2 separate regions of the Mus musculus genome follow, and region 2 is linked to region 1. The links are chromatin loops, found by intact Hi-C in ENCODE. Cell type or tissue: left cerebral cortex. All regions are shown on one strand. Links, peaks and the distances in the headings refer to the core of each region. The heading gives the core; the rest is flanking DNA.

The links. Peaks named below come from ENCODE experiments on the same cell type or tissue, not always from the same donor. Only the 100,000 strongest peaks of a DNase experiment are listed, where the experiment ranks them.
Region 2: a loop joins it to region 1, with 2.5 times the contacts of the local background. A loop is called at or near these places in 1 of 42 quality-filtered maps.

What each region holds. Positions count from the first base shown.
Region 1 is chr1:23,840,418-23,843,337 of GRCm38, forward strand. The region is part of intron 2 of B3gat2 (beta-1,3-glucuronyltransferase 2 (glucuronosyltransferase S)); the gene reads left to right. Among named protein-coding and RNA genes, the nearest start is that of B3gat2, 80 kb to the left of the region's middle. In left cerebral cortex, for the core only: no CTCF peak of the experiment used is centred there; a DNase peak (open chromatin) is centred at 1,437.
Region 2 is chr1:23,900,980-23,903,899 of GRCm38, forward strand. The region is part of intron 1 of Smap1 (small ArfGAP 1); the gene reads right to left. Among named protein-coding and RNA genes, the nearest start is that of Smap1, 20 kb to the right of the region's middle. In left cerebral cortex, for the core only: no CTCF peak of the experiment used is centred there; no DNase peak of the experiment used is centred there.

The sequences.
Region 1 (2,920 bases), core at 179-2,678:
CAACGTATGGAAGAGTTTATTGGGTCTAACAATTCCAGAGGAACAGAAGTCCATTGTGGTGGGCAGGTGCAGCAGCAAACAGCAGGCTTGGTGGCAGTAGAAAGCCAAGAGCTCCTACCTTCAAGTCAGGAAACTACAAGTAGGGTGTGGCTGTGTACTTTCAAAGACCTGCCCCAGTGACATATTCCCTCCAGCAAGGCCAAACCTTCCCAAGCAGCGCCACCAACTGAGCCTATGGGAGCCATTTCTCATCATTATTCTTCTGCATTCTCTCTTCTTCCCTCTATCTCCTCTTACATTTAATAGTACTTGGGTTTTATTTACATCTAGCTTATAAAAATGTGATCTCTCATCTTTCTAGTTTAGTGTTTAAAATATTTTGGAAAACATTTTTGCCATGCTTGCTGTAATGATAGATAGACTGTGTGTGTGTGTGTGTGTGTGTGTGTGTGTGTGTAATCTCAGCTTCTTAAGTGGCAAGACTGTGTGTGTGTGTGTGTGTGTGTGTGTGTGTGTGTGTGTGTGTGTAATCTCAGCTTCTTAAGTGGCAAGACTGTGTGTGTGTGTGTGTGTGTGTGTGTGTGTGTGTGTGTAATCTCAGCTTCTTAAGTGGCCAAGGCAGGAGGTCTCACACTAGCCCACTGGGGTAACAGGACAACACAGGAAGAATGAAGGCTGGACATTTTTAGTCATCATTTCCTTCCATTTTTAGACCTCCCTCTCACCTTTCATTCTGACTCTCTTGTCTTCTTTTTATTGTGGTTTATTAGTTTTGTTACTTTCTCACTTCCCTTTCTCTATAATTTACTCTTTGATCATTTTCATATATTTGAAGTTATTTCATCTTTGGTACTGAACTTTTGAAGATCATCCTTGCTAACCTTTCTGTGTCTCAGATGTTAGTTCTACCCAGGATACTTACATCTTGTCGTTCTGTCACTGTGATGGCCTTGTCAGTCTTCTCTCACAGCATGCCCACATCTCTTCAGCCTTCTTGAAAGTAAAACAATAATTCAGCCATGCATATCATTTCTGGATTTCTCCTTGCTGCAGTATTTATATTCCTGCTTCTTTGTATAGCAAAGAAGATCTGGTTCTGCGACATTTTGGGTTCTAAATTGTTGGGTAATGATTGATATGCATGTGTATGTATATGTAATATAAACACACAAACATAACATATACTGTATTATAAATAGATATTCTTGAGCTCTTTCTGGGACATGACCAAGTTATTTGGAGGCACTCTAGCTTTTCAAGGTTTGTTTTTAAGTTTAGGCAGGAGCATCTGAGCTTTCAGAGCTAATCTGACCCGACACTAGCCAGTCAACATCCACGTTCTGTACAGAAGCTGCAGCTACTACTAGACTGCTGTGCTCCTCCTGATGAGAACATGACCGCTCCTGGGCTGAGTGAGTCAGGATAGCTGATCCACCTCCTCCTTTCTACTTCTCTACATGGTCTGGGTACTTCTGTGGGCATCAGCTGACAACACTGAAGGCTTGAGAACCTCTGCCCATTATCAGAGCTTTTTGCTCTACAAATTCTCACTATATAGCTTCCTCACACTGTTGTCATCCAAAGGAGACAGCAGAGTTTGGGGGTTCCTTGCCTGTGGGGTGGCCTCTTCAGAGCTCTGGCAGGTTGAGGCCTGACTCTCTTGGAGAGTCTATCATATGTGTTTCACCCCAAATGACTAAACACTCTTCCTGTTGTTATGAAACCGTATGTCTTTTGTTAAATAGTATTCTGCCTGTATGTACATACATGCTCCCAAGTGCATGCCAGGTGCCCACAGAAGTCAGACAGTGCCGAAAGCCTGGGAGCTGGGGTTACAGACGATTGTGAGATATGACACAAGTGCTGGCAACTGAACTTGGGCCCTCTGGAAGAGGAGCAAATGCTCTTAACCAATGAGCCATCTCTTCTCCAACTGTCCTGTGGGTTTATCTTGTCTGGATTGTTAGACTCTGATGCATTCAGCAAGCATGTAATCTACTGAGGCAAACCCTGTCCCTCTGCCTAGTGAGGATGTGCCCTCAGATGCTAAGGAAGACCTGTCTTCACAGCCAACAGTCCCTTTTCACTGGCATAGCACATTTCCCCCTAACTGACCCAGACAGAAAACCCTACTTCTACGGGTTTTGTAAGAATCCTAATACCTCAAAAGACCTTTAAAGCCAAATCCAGTAAGGATATAATGCTCGAGGCAAATACAACTGAAGAAAACCCAAGACACCCACAGCAGATTGGAAATCAATCGTCAGGAGCTAACATTGCTGCCTCTTTCCAAGAGACAGCACTTTAGCTCAGCATGCTATCTCATCAGGGCAGAGGATTTCTCCTGGAGCAACCCAGCTTGGCCTAGTTACCATATGATGCCTGCTTGCTGTGGATGTGCCCTCCCTTCCCTTCCTGAGCAGAGAACGAGCAGAGCCCCCTGAAGTAGGCAAAGAACATCTGGATAATGTCCTCCCTCCTCCCTCTAGCCCCGTTTTTTAGGAGCTAGGTTACTTATGAGCCCTCCCTAAGGGCTCTGCTGTTCAGGTGCAGATCACTGCACAATGAGGGCAAGAAGGCACCCAACAAAAACAATGGTAGCTTCAGGGCCAGCTGTGGCCTGTGCTTCATTTTGCCATATAGATCTATGCCGTGATGAAATATTCCTGAACCAGGGAAATGGAGAAAATAGTCATCTAATCTGAACCTTTCAGTGGCTGCAGACGGCGAGTTTAACATCTTAAGGGACGATGAAGGAAATCAGGTCTGAATGGTTTTATATTTTCAGAATTACCTCTGCATCATTTAGATCATTGTGTGTGCTATGAAAATAGGGATATAAAAAGCAGTGCCTTGAAGCCACATAAAGAATATTCCAGAAGCTCCAGTATGATTGAGAAGGGCAGACTTGCATTTAGAT
Region 2 (2,920 bases), core at 235-2,734, 61 kb after region 1:
GGAAGATCCAGCAATATCTCTCCTGGGCATATACCCAGAAGATGGTCCAACTGGTAATAAGGACACATGCTCCACTATGTTCATAGCAGCCTTATTTATAATAGCCAGAAGCTGGAAAGAACCCAGATGTCCCTCAACAGAGAAATGGATACAGAAAATGTGGTACATTTACACAATGGGGTACTACTCAGCTATTAAAAACAATGAATTTATGAAATTCTTGGGCAAATGGATGGATCTGGAGAATATCATCCTGAGTGAGGTAACTCAATCACAAAAGAACGCACATGATATGCACTCACTGATATATGGATTATTAGCACAGAAACTTAGAATACCCAAGATACAATTTGCAAAACACAAGAAAATTAAGAAGAAGGAAGACCAACGTGTGGATACTTCATTCCTCCTTAGAATAGGGAACAAAATAACCATGGAAGGAGTTACAGAGACAAAGTTTGGAGCTAAGACGAAAGGATGGACCATCCTGAGACTACCCTACCCGGGGATTCATCCCATAACCAGCCAACAAATGTAGACATTATTGCACATGCCAGCAAGATTTTGCTGAAAGGACCCTGATGTAGCTGTCTCTTGTGAGGCTATGCCAGTGCCTGGCAAATACAGAAGTGGATGCTCACAGTCATCTATTGAATAGAACACAGGGTCCCCAATGGAGGAGCTAGAGAAAGTACCCAAGGAGCTGAAGGGGTCTGCAACCCTATAGGAGGAACAACAATATGAACTAACCAGTACCCCCAGAGCTCGTGTCTCTAGCTGCATATGTAGCAGAAGATGGCCTAGTCAGCCATCACTGGAAAGAGAGGCCGCTTGGTCTTGCAAACTTTATATGCCCCAGTACAGGGGAAGGCCAGGGCCAAGAAGTGGGAGTGGGTGGGTAGGGGAGTGGGGGGAGGGAGGGTATAGGGGACTTTCGGGATAGCATTTGAAATGTAAATAAAGAAAATATCTAATAAAAAAAAAAAAAAAGAACGCCGGGCGTGGTGGCGCACGCCTTTAATCCCAGCACTTGGGAGGCAGAAGCAGGTGGATTTCTGAGTTCGAGGCCAGCCTGATCTACAGAGTGAGTTCCAGGACAGCCAGAGCTACACAGAGAAACCCTGTCTCGAAAAATCAAAAAAAAAAAAAAAAAAAAAAAAAAAAACAACAAAAAAAAACCTAATTAAGAGCCTTACAATGAACTTAGTTTACTTCTAGGAAAAGTATCTAGGCTACAGCACAAAGATAAAACTTCGGCCAAATTGGGTTACATAACAAAACCTTGTCTCAAATTTAAAAAAAAAAAAAATAGTATTTAGTTGTGTCCAGAACTGATAAAAAAAAAAATTAGCAGTCATTAAATTCTATGGAGTGAAAAGAAGGCAATCAATGTGATTTATACTGGGGACAGAAGCAGGCAGGGTCAGGAGCATTACTATCACTGAGTTACTGGGTTGTAGGAAAGACTAAAACATGTTCAACAAGAGCCTATCTCCACTGGGTACATAAAGAACAAATCAGACTCTTAAATGACTCGAGTTCTAACACCTGAAACTCCAAATACACTGGGCAGAATGGAACTGGCAGAAATATCCTGGATAGGTGATAAAGCAGGAATGAGCACATGAAATGCATCTGACAGCAGACTTGATGAAAATACAAATCCAAGTGAGTATCACGAGCCAGATGTATCTCACGCACACGTACGTGCGCCACACGCACCTGCCATCTCAGTAATCAGTAGGCTGAGGGCATTTTGGCTTACATAACAAGTTTAGCCAGGAAAGGCTAGAGAGAAAGACCTCTCAAAAAGATAAATAAATAAGTAAAAAGTAAAAAACTTTCAAATTAGCACTACACATTTAACAAAACAGATAAAAACAGAAAAAAAAAAATCACATTAGTAGTTTGCAAGTTACTTCTGCATCTGTTAAAAAAAATCTGACATAGATGCCAGCAGAGTAAGGAACTATCTCAGCTCACACATCCAGAGGGTGTGGTTCATACGTTACATGGAATGAGATGGAGCAGGGCATCACAGTCATGAGAGTATTGACAGAAGACAACTGCTCACATCGCAGAAGACAAGAGGAAAAATATAACTCCAGGACATACCCCCTAAGGCCTACTTCTTCCAGCTAGGCCCCACTTCCAACTTTCTAGAGCCTCTCAAACTAGTGCCAACTGGTCAGCCATTCAGATATGAGCCTGGAGAGGGTATCTCAAGTTTAAACTGTAACAAATAGGAATACAAAATGATTATAAAAAAATTAAAGGCAGTTTAGGTTTGCAATTACCATAAAAGTCAGCAAATTGTACTGTTGGACATTTAACACAGAAATGGAACTTCAGTCTGCTTCCTGTTGTGATAAACGCCATGGCTAGAAGATTCAGCTTACAAGTTACAGTCCATCTCAGAGAAAGGGCAGGGCAAGAACCAAGACAGAAGCTTGAAGCGGAAGTCATGGAGAACAAACACTGCTTACTGCTTTATTCTTCATGGCCTTCTTAGCTACAATTATCACTCACTCCAGGACCACTTGCATCTCTCAGTGATCTGAGTTCTACGCATCAAGTAACAATCAATGTCTCAAAGACACACCCACAGGCCCCACAGGCCCCACAGGCCCCACAGGCCCATCTGATGGAAGCAGCTCCTTAACTAAGATTCCTTCTTCCCAAGAGTGTCTAGGCTTGTATCAGGGTGACAAAAACTAAGCAGCACAGTGTGTCTGTTTTTGTGTGCATGTGTTTACATGAGCCAGGCAACCTGAGTGCTGGGAACTGAAGACAAATTCTATTCAAGAGCAGTGCACACTCTTGGCAAATGAGCAATCTCTCTATTTTAAAGTTTAAACTACAACATTTTAAAATGAAATAAAACACTGAAGTGGAAAAGAAACCCAAGGCTGCCGAAGTT